2 separate regions of the Homo sapiens genome follow, and region 2 is linked to region 1. Evidence: read pairs that join two places in POLR2A ChIA-PET (ENCODE). Cell type or tissue: OCI-LY7. All regions are shown on one strand. Links, peaks and the distances in the headings refer to the core of each region. The heading gives the core; the rest is flanking DNA.

Evidence for each region. ChIA-PET counts read pairs that join two places held together with the same protein. Peaks named below come from ENCODE experiments on the same cell type or tissue, not always from the same donor. Only the 100,000 strongest peaks of a DNase experiment are listed, where the experiment ranks them.
Region 2: POLR2A ChIA-PET joins it to region 1 with 16 read pairs; 2 of 35 experiments call an interaction of 5 or more read pairs at or near these places.

What each region holds. Positions count from the first base shown.
Region 1 is chr6:11,371,840-11,377,635 of GRCh38, forward strand. It overlaps a transcript of NEDD9 not described here. Among named protein-coding and RNA genes, the nearest start is that of NEDD9, 140 kb to the left of the region's middle. In OCI-LY7, for the core only: no CTCF peak of the experiment used is centred there; a DNase peak (open chromatin) is centred at 2,612; H3K27ac peaks cover 982 bases.
Region 2 is chr6:11,176,768-11,182,110 of GRCh38, forward strand. No RefSeq gene overlaps it. Among named protein-coding and RNA genes, the nearest start is that of NEDD9, 53 kb to the right of the region's middle. In OCI-LY7, for the core only: no CTCF peak of the experiment used is centred there; no DNase peak of the experiment used is centred there.

The DNA of each region.
Region 1 (5,796 bases), core at 317-5,316:
TAAAAAAATTCAGTGGATACATAGTAGGTGTATATATTTATGGGTTATATGAGATGTTTTGATACAGGCATGCAATGTGTAATAATCACATCAGGGTACATGGGGTCTCCATCACCTCAAGCATTTATCCTCTGTGTTACAAACAATCCAATTACAATATTTTAGTTATTTTTTAATGTACAATTAAATTATTTTCGACTACGGTCATCCTGTTGTGCTAGCAAATACTAGGTCTTACTCATTCTTTCTATGACTTGTACTCATTATCTATCTCCCCTACCTGCCCCCCATAATCCCCCCCACCCACAACGCTACCCTTCCCAGCCCCTGGTAACCATCCCTCTATTGTCTGTCTTTATGAGTTCAATTATTTTAATTTTTAGCTCCCACAAGTAAGTGAGAACATGTGAAATTTGTCTTTCTGTGCCTGGTTTATTTCACTTAACATAATGACCACTAGTTCCATCCATGTTGCTGCAAATGACTGGATCTCATTCTTTTTTATGGGTGAATAGTACTCCATTGTGTATATGTACCACATTTCCTTTATCCATTTATTTGTTGATGGACACTTAGGTTTCTTCCAAATCTTGGCACTTGTGAAGAGTGCTGCAATAAACACAGGACTGCAGATATGTCTTTAATATATTGATTTCCTTTCTTTTGGGTATATGTGAGTGGGATTGCTGGATCATATGACAGCTCTATTTTTAGTTTTTTGAGGAACCTCCAAACTGTTCTCCACAGTGGTTATACTAATTTACATTCCCACTAACAGTATATGAGGGTTCCCTTTTCTTCACATCCTCAGTAGAATTTGTTATTGCCTGACTTTTGCATATAAGCCATTTTAACTGTGGTGAAATGATATCTCATTGTAGTTTTGATTTGCATTTCTCTGAGGATCAGTGATGTTGAGCACCTATTCATATACCTGCTTGCCATTTGTATTTTTCCTTTTGAGAAATAAGCCTGATATTCTTTCAGGGCATAAATTAAGAATGCAACCCTCCTCTGCCCATGGCCACATATATCATGTAAGAGCAATCTGGCATAGATACTCCAATTCATTTTTTTTAAATGGATTCTCAGTTCTAAACAACATAAACCAATGTCTTTATTTTTAATGCTTGTCTTTGCTTCAGTCAAAAAAACTCCAAAACACAATGAAGGAAGAGGCCAATTGAGTAAACCAGTTACTTAAAGCTAACAAAGAAACAGACATCATCAAGCAGTTCTGTCTTCCCAAATCAATTCTTTTGAAATCAAACACCTTCGTTAAGTGGTTCCTTGAACTGTTTTGCCATAAAAATTAAAAAAAAAAAACTCATGAAGAAAATGAAATAATCATGTACAAAATACCTTTGTCACTTTATTTTTAATACAATTGTATGCAATTTGTTAATTTTCATCATCCTTTATAACTGAATTATATGTGCTTTTGAAAGCTACATAATGAATAACATGTTGTATATAATTGTTAAAATGTGTCTATGGTCATCATATAATTTAGACCTGAGGTCCTCAGTAGAAGACAAAGTCCAGGAAGTCAGAACCTCTGTTCCTCTTTTCACTATACCCCAATACCATATGTATATGGGAGAATGGATTTGATTGACTTGAGTTGTATCTGCAGTGCTTCTTGAAGGCATGAAAACTACTGCGAGTGTTTTAATTACTCAAACCTCCACCCTTCCATATGTAAGCTTCTTGAAAATAGGGATTTTGTCTGGCTGGCTTTCCTGCTGAATCCCCAGCACCTAATATGGTGCCTGGCCCATACAGAGTCCTTAACAGATGTTCAATAAATATTAATATCTACTAAATTATTTTCTGAAATGGATACAGTATCTGAGATGGTTAATTTTACGTGTTAACTTGGCTAAGCCAAGGTACCTAGATATTGATCAAACATTCTTCTGGATGTCACTGCAAAGCTATCTTCTTTAAAAGATTAACATTTAAATGAGTAGGCTTTGAGCAAAACAAATGACCTTCCATAATGTAGGTGGGCCTCCAATCAGTTGAAGGCCTTAATAGAAAAAAGAGCGACATCCACAGAGCAAGAAGGAATTCAGCTAGCAGAGTGCCTTCGGACTCAAGTAGCAATGTCAGTTCTTCCCTGATCTCCAGCTTGCCAGCCTGCCTTGCTGATTTTGGACTTGCCAGTCTCCATAATTGTGTGAACCAACTTCATAAAATAAATCTCTCTCTCTCTCTCTCTCTCTATATATATATGTATATATATACACACACACATTCCATTGGTTCTGTTTGTCTGGAGAACCCTAATACACCCACCTTACTCCTTTGCTCACTCAATGAATCAATCAATATATGTCATTTGCCAGGGATCACTCTCACCCATCAAGACCTCACAACTACTAAAGCCAAACCAGTGATACAACCCCTGAAGTACACTCTTGACTTTAACTTCTCCACTCCGGTGGAGTGACAAAGAGCATTACTTCCTTAATGTTTCGACGATTATATGATGCAAAGCACCTGCATGAGGAACAGGTGCTGAGAGGACACTGTACTTGCTAAAGCCATGTCCTGATAGTGTGACAGAAGGCACCAGCATACTACTGTGCTTTGAGGAGAAAATGCTTCCCATGGTGAGGCTGAGCTGCTGATAGTCTCACTTCCTCTAAATATTTCCACTCTTTACAAGTGAAGCTGTGGGTGGGGAATTTCAGAGTCATGGAAACTAGTCAAAGGTTACTAAAGGTTCATGGACACTACTATTTGATAACTGTGTGGTAGCTGCATAGTCGCATATGCTATAGAAAAAGGTGAATATAAAAAATACATCAATAGGAAGCTTATAGATGAGCACTATATGAAATTTGGTTCTCTTCAGGATCAAGCAAAGTGATGGACCTTCATGGAACCCAATCTGCTGGTCTGGGGAACAATACTTTTGTAAATTAAGTATTCATATAGAACTTTTCCCCAAGGGCTTATCTGGAGGGGAAGTGACAGTGAGAGTGAAAGCCTTAATTTGCCCACAATCAGCATGGGCTAGCCCAGTCACAAATTGTCTGTCCAGGAAGATTCTTTTTTTTCTTTTTGTTTTTATTTTTTAATCTTGGGGAGTCACTTTAGCCCTTTCTTCCTCTCCCATTTAAGACCCCTTCCCTCCTTTGATGTCCCCTAGCTAAAACCTGCTTCTAACTTGAGGCAAAATTTTCACTTCTCTGCTCAAGTAGTTTGTGCATGAAACAGGGATAAATTTGGTGGCAATTGTGCCTTCTTGAAATCCTAACTCTGAACCATCATTTTTGTCAATGACTTAGCACTGCCAACTGATAGAAATGATAGACTGTCATACATTCATGCAATAGGATACTATACAGCTGTGAAAATGAATTATCAACATCTCTTGGCATCAACATGGATAACACTCAGAAATATCATGTTGACCCTAGAGCAAGTCTTGGAAGAATGCTTATGTATGATTATATTTACTTACAGTTCCCAAACAGGCAGAAATTGACTATATGCAAATTGTATATATACCTATGCATATATGTCTATGCATACACTTAGACCTAGGAGGCCAATCAAAAAGTAAAGTAAGGGAATGACTAACAAAATTTTAAGACAATAGTTCCTTTTGTGGTAGGTGATATAATTTGGATGTTTGTCTCCTCCAAATCTCACGCTGAAATGTGATCCACAGTGTTAGAGGTGGGGCCTAGTAGGAGGTATTGGATTATGGGGGCAGATCCCTCATGAGTGGCTTAGTGCTGTCCCTTTGATGGTGAGTGAGTTTTCACTCAGTTAACGCACCCAAGATCTGGTTGTTTAAAGGACTCTGGGACCTCTCCCTTCTGTCCTTTTCTCTCTCTCTTGCCATGTCATATGCTGGCTCCTCCTTCCGCCATGATTGTAACCTTCCTGAGGCCTCACCCGAAGCAGATGCCAGCACCATGCTTTCTGTATACCCTGCAGAACCATAAGTCAATCAACCCTTTTTTCTTTTTTCTTTCTTTTTTTTGAGACGGAGTCTCACTCTATCACTCAGGCTGGAGTGCAGTGGCGTGATCTCGGCTCACTGCAAGCTCCGCCTCCCGGGTTCATGCCATTCTCCTGCCTTAGCCTCCTGAGTAGCTGGGACTACAGGCGCCCGTCACCACACCCAGCTAATTTTTTGTATTTTTAGTAGAGACGGGCTTTCACTGTGTTAGCCAGGGTGGTCTCGATCTCCTGACCTCGTGATCCGCCCGTCTCGGCCTCCCAAAGTGCTGGGATTACTGGCGTGAGCCACCGTGCCCGGTCCCCACTTTTTTTCTTTATAAATTACCCAGCCTTGGGTATTTCTTTATAGTGATGCAAAACGGACTAACACAGAAAATTGAAAATTGGTACTGAGAAGTGGAGCATTGCTATAAAGATAACTGAAAATGTGGAAGTGACTTTGGAACGGGGTAAGGGAGAGGCTGGAAGAGTTTAAAGGACTCAGAAAAAGACAGGAAGATGAGGGAAAGTTTGGAACTTCTTAGAGACTGGTTAAATGGTTGTGACCAAAATACTGATACAGATATGGACAGTGAAGTTCTGGCTGATGAGGTCTCAGATGGAAATGAGAAAGTTTTTGGGAAATGGAATGGGGTCATTCTTATTATGCCCTAACAAAGAACTTGGTTGCACTGTATGCTCTAGGGATCTGTGGAAGTTTGAACTTAAGAGTGATGACCCAGGCTACCTAGTAGAGGAAATTTCTAAGCAGCAAAGCATTCAAGAGGTGACTTGGCTACTTCCAGCAACCTAAATCAGATATGGGAGCAAAGAAGTGACTTAACATTGAAATTTATATTTAAAAGGGAAACAGAGTGTAAAAGTTTGTAAAATTTGCAGCCTGGCTCTGTGGTAGAGAAAGAATCCAAGCAGGTTGTGAAACATTCACTTGCTAGAGAGATGAGCATAACTAAAAGGAAGCCAATATCCAAGACAAGGCAAAAACCCTCCAAAGGCATTTCAAAAATCTTGAGGACAGCCCCTCCCATCAAAGGCCCAGAGGCTTAGGAGAAAAGAATGGTTTCAGGGGCCAGGCCCAGGGCCCTACTGCCCTGCTGAGCTTCAGACTCTGGCTTCAGCCTCAGCTCAAAGGGGCCCAGGTACAGCTCTGGCCACAGTTCTGGAGGACACAAGCCATAAGCCTTGGTGATTGCCACATGGGGTTAAGTCTGCAGATGCTCAGAACGCAAGTGTGAAGAAGGCTTGGTGGCTTCCACCTAGATTCCAGAGGATGTATGGGAAAGCCTGGGTGCTCAGGCAGAAGCCTACTGCAGAGGCAGAGGCCCCACAGAAAAACTCTACTAGGAAAATGCCAGGGGAAATGTGGGGTTGGAGCTCCTACACAGAGTCCCCACCAGGGCACTACCTAGTGGAGCTGCGGAAAGGGGGCTGCCACCCTCTAGAACCCAGAATAGCAGATTCACTGGCAGCTTGCACCCTTTAACTGGAAAAGCAACAAGCACTCAACTTAAACCCATGAGAGCAGCCATGTGGGCTGCATCCTGCAAAGCCACAGGGCCAGAGCTGCTCAAGGCCTTAGGAGTCCACTGTTATAACAGTGTGCCCTAAATGTAGGACTTGGAGTCAAAGGAGATTGTATTTTGGACCTTTAAGATTTAATGACTACCCTGCTAGGTTTCAGATTTGTGTGGGGCCCCTATACCCTTTCTTTTGGCCAATTTCTCCCTTTTGGAATGGTAATGTTTGCCCAATATCTGTACCATCATTGTACCTTGGAAGTAACTAACTTGTTTTGACTTTAGAGTCTCATAG
Region 2 (5,343 bases), core at 344-5,343, 200 kb before region 1:
TGACCTCAGGTGATCTGCCCACCTTGGCCTCCCAAAGTGTTGGGATTACAGGCGTGAGCCACCGCACCCGGCCGGATCTCATTTTCTTTATCTCATGGGCTGTCCAGAAAACTCAAGGCCAAAGTTCACAGGCCTTTGCAACATGCATTTTGTGTATGAACTATGTTAACAGCTACGTCTTATTTTTTTTACCTTTATTTTCTTTTTATTCAGTTGTCTTCTTCTAAAACGAAAATATTGTATGCACCTTAGTCTTTGTGGGGAGAAAGAGACTAGTTATATGAATTAATAAATAATGTGAGTATTTTACTATTAGGAAAATTAATTGCAAAGAGGACCATATTCAAAATCACATACAAATGTCATAATATTTAAAATTGCACGCGAATATCTTTTGTCCATGCCTCTTACCTGATTTGGGGTAAAGCTACCAGCTAAACCCTGCTCAGGTCATGACTGTAATGCAATTACCCAGAGAATATCCTTTGTACACTTTTCTACCTGCAGCTCCCAGAGTGCTTGTGTGGTATAGGGAAAGGGCTACTTCCATTTTCCAGCCTTGAAACTTGGGCCAAGTTGTTTAATTCCCTTCTAGCTTCAGCCTCCTCCTCTGTAAAGTGAAAATAAGAACTATCTATAAGAGGTTTGCTATGAGGGCAAAGATAATGTGCTTGATGTAGTGTCTGCTAACTCAAACTAGACACCAATAAATGGTGGCGATTGATGTCATTTATACACTAGCACATCTATTGATCTTATGCCTTAACATAGCCAGGGTTTAACCACTTAAATCATATTTTTTCAAAGTATGTATTTGTCCTTATCATTCTTGCCACCTTCAAAAGCCTTTCCATGCATCAAGCACCTCTTCTTAGATTAAATTTCTAGATGGGCCAGACAATGTGTCTCTGACTCTATTTATCTTCCCATTTGTATGTATTTTATTTTTCTTTCACTTTTTTGGTTCTCTTCTGAGAGATATTTTTATTTTAAAATTCTTCATATAAAATTGGGCTTTCCAAAGCATTTCTACAAAAAAATCCTGGTCCCAAGGAGTTGATGATTTGGGAAAGCTCATCCAAATTAATTATTGGTTTGTTTCCTCCATGTTTATTCTAAGACAAATATTCAGATAATCAGAAATGAATGGGGGAAATAATAAAGTATCTTCACATACTTATTTAGAAGCTTTGTACAGATTCAGGGTGAGTATGGGTGCTAAAGATCAGAACAGGTGCTGCCCCGTAGCCTATTGGTTCTAAAAGACTGTTAAAGACAGAGGACTTGACCTTGATGAATGTAGTCGAGAACAATAATGATTCTGTGAGCTGAGTCACATTGGCGGGCCTCACCCTTTTGTTGGGGGAGGAAAACGAAAACTATCTGAATATCCTAGACCAGGTTTTTATAAATGTTAAGAGAGAAAACAGCTTTTAGGGTCAAAATAATTTTGTGAAGTAGTAGACAAGGCAAGTTTTTATATTGTAAGACTTCTTGGAGCCCTTTTTTTTTCTTTTTCTTTTTTTTTTTTTTGAGACAGAGTCTCACTCTGTTGCCCAGGCTGGAATGCAGTGGCGTGATCTCAGCTCACTGCAACTTCCGCCTCCCGGGTTCAAGTGATTCTCCTGTCTCAGTCTTCCGAGTAGCCGGAATTACAGGCGCCCGCCACCAAGCCTGGCTAATTTTTGTATTTTTAGTAGATATGAGGTTTTGCCATGTTGGCCAGGCTGGTCTTGAACTCCTGACCTCAGGTGATCCACCCACCTCAGCCTCCCAAAGTGCTGGGATTACAGGCGTGAGCCACCAAACCCGGCCTAGAGCCTTTTACATGCTCACGAGTATTAAGTCTCTCCAAGAGACTGATATACGATGTTGTATTTTTCAAAATGACAATGCAGCCCTGTTTTCAAGTAATATGTACTGACTGTTTGTTTCTGACTATATCTTGAGAACCTAGATGACCTAAGAACATAGCATTTTGCTTTAGCATATACTGTGTATCTCTTGCAGTCTGTTACTTGTTTCACTGACTCTTTTCTAATCACCCTGTGTCAGGGTCTTTCTTGCTTCTTCTCTCTGTCTCTCTCCTCTGCTCTTTCCTCTCCTCTGCTCTCCATCCCCTCCCTTTTATCCTTTCATAGTCTTCACTATCTGTATCATCTTTGTCTCATCCAGGCTCCCCATCCTGCTTTCTCTCCTTTCTCTTCTTTGAAAGGATATGATGCCATCTAATGCCCAGTTTCATTAGGCCAACGAATATTTGGTATGTCTATTCTGAATGAATTCTCTGAAGGTACAAAATGCAAAGCCAAAGTCGCTGCAGTGTGATTCTAGAGAGCCCCTCATCACCTAAACTCTCCACTGCATCTCTGCAGCACGCCGTCCTGGCCACCAGCCTTTGCCAGGCTTTCCTGTGCCGTCCAGTTAGCCTTTCTGGTATAGTCTGAATGTATCTCCCAAAAAGCGTGTGTTGGAAACGTAATCCCCCTTGCAACAGCATTTGGAGGTGGGGCCTAATGGGAAGTATGGAGAGCTCCACCCTCATGCATGGTTAATGGGGATTATAAAATTTTGGGCTTGAGGCTGCCGGTTCAATCCCTTGCTCTCTCATGCTCTCTTGCCTTTCTACCTTCCATCATGGGATGATGCAGCAAGAAGGCCCTCACTGGATGTGAGCCCTCAACCTTGAACTTCTCAGGTTCCAGAACTGTGAGAAATACATTTCTGTTCTTTATACATTACCCAGTGTTTGGTATTCTGTGATAGCAGCACAGTACAGACAAAGACACCTTTCTTTATGATCAACCTCTTCAACCCCACCCTTGGCAAAAAGCTCTTTCTCACCAGCTAGATCACTTTGATTTTTCTCATTCTCTCTACTTTAAAGTCTTTGCCTGTAAATTACTTAAACATTTGTCTATAATCTGCCTTCAATTGTTTAAAGGACATGTTTACTTTTTATTTCAAACAAAGGGAGGCAGAATCCACGTCTCCCTTCTTCTCCTGTCCCTTTGGTCCACAGCACGTTGCTGAGCACACAGAGACACTGGCTGTGAGGTGGGGCCAGCTCCTCTGGCGGAGACAGCTGGGGTTCTATTGATACGCAGGGCAGATTTGCCTGCTCTGGCCGGCCAGGCAGGAAATGTTCAATGAATAAGTGAATCCTTGTTGTTTTTTATGTTCTTTGGTGAATGACAATATTTCTTTTGTCATAATCCCTCAAAAATATAAAGAATGTAGATGTGGTTTATGGGGAAGCATCTAAAACCCAGACAGGCTTTTACCAACTCAGGGTTAGGAAGCCACATTTGTCTTCCTGGTGGGACATGAACGAGCTCAGTATCATTGACTCTAAAGCAGTAGCCTGCTATGGATTTAGAAGCTTGGCTTTCCGGTTTGTTCTCTTTCTATGGAACCGCCAATGTTTCTGTGAACTGCTGATAATATTGACTTGAAAAATTGGAGCATTAGAGTTAGTTGGGAAATGCTTTGCCTCTTTTTAAAATCAACTTTATTCAGGTAAGGCTTATATACAATAAAATGCACCTATTTTTAGTGTATTTTATAATAAGTTTTGACAAATTTATCCATGCACACAATTACTGCAACAATCAAGATATAGATACCGTGCTGTCCAGTAGAATAGCCACTAAACACATGTGGCTATTTCAAGTCTAATGAGCTAAAATTAAAATGAAAAACGTCCTCAGTTGTACTAGGTATGTTTCAAATCCTCAGTAGCCATATGTGACTGTTATTCAGCATATTAGACAGTGCAAATGGAAGACATTTTTACCATTGCAGAAAGTTCTGCAGTGTTGGACAGTGATGATATAAAACATATCCATCCTACCAAAAGGCTCCTTCGTGCTCTTTCCCAAATAATCGCCAACCCCTACCCCTGGCCTTAGGAAATCACAGGTCTAATTTTTGTCACTACAGATTAGATTCCTGCCTTCTGGAGCTTCATACAGAATTCCTCTTTATTTGCCTGGCTTTCATTCAGCATGTTTCTGAGGTTGATCTGCTCATGTTGTTACATGTCTAATTTGTTCACTCCTTTTCATTGCTCAATAGTATTCCATTGTATATATAGACCACAATTTACTTATCTACTCACCTGTTGATGACATTTGGGTTGTTTCTATTTGGCACAATTATGAATAAAGAAATTAGCTTTTCATATGGATATATGTTTTCATTTTTTGGGGGGTAAATATCTATGATTGGGATTGCTGGGTTATGTTGAAAGCATATGTTTAACTTTATTAGAGGTTACCAAACCATTTTCTAAAACGATTGTACCATTTTACACTCCTATCAGCAACGGAAGAGAGTTCCATTCTTACCAATTATTACTGGTTTTATTTTGTTTTGTTTGCTTGTTCTATTAATTACTGAGAGACAAGTATTGAAATCTCTACCTATCATTATAGATTTTCTATTTGTCCTTTCAGTTATATCAGTTTCTGCTTCATGTATTTTGAGACTTCGTGATTGGTACATACACATTTAGGAATGTTTTGTCTTTTTTATGAATTAATCCCTTTATCATGAAATGCCTCTCTTTGCCCTTGTTCTGAATTCTACTCTGTCTGTTAATAATATAGCTGCTCCGGCTTTTTAAGAAAAAAATAGAATGCACATGGTACATCTCTTTCTATCCCCTTGTTTTTAATTTATCTGTGTATTTTTATTTCAAGCGAGCATCTTTTAAATAGCATATAGTTGGTCTTGCATTTTAAAATCCAGGCTGAGAATCTCTAACTTTTAATGGGAGTGCCTAGACCATTTACTTTGAAAAAATTAACAAAGAATAAACTGTACATATTTAAAGTGTACAATCTGAAGAGGTTTGGCATGCATACATCTGTGAAACCATCACCACAATCAAGACAATGGACACTGCTTTCATTCCCAAGTTTCCATGGACTTCTTTGGAATCCATTCCTTCCACCATTTCTCTCTAGGCAACCACTTATGTGCTTTCTGTCCCTATAGGTTAGTTTGAATTTTCTAAAATTTTGTATAAATGGAAACATAGCATATGTATTCTTTTTGTCTTGCTTCTTTTTTGCGTCATAATGATTTTGAAGTTCATTCATGTTGGCTATTTGTTGCAATATTTTTCCTTTTGATTTCTGTGTAGTATTCCATTGTGTGGATATACCGCAGTGATTTTATTCATTCATATAGATGAACAAACATCTGGGTTCTTTCTAGCTTTTGCTATTACAAATAGAGCTGCTATAAATATTTTTATGTAAGTCTTTGTATGGACATATGCTTTTATTTCTTCTGGGTAAATACCTAGAAGAGAAATTGCTAGGTCATAGGGTAGAC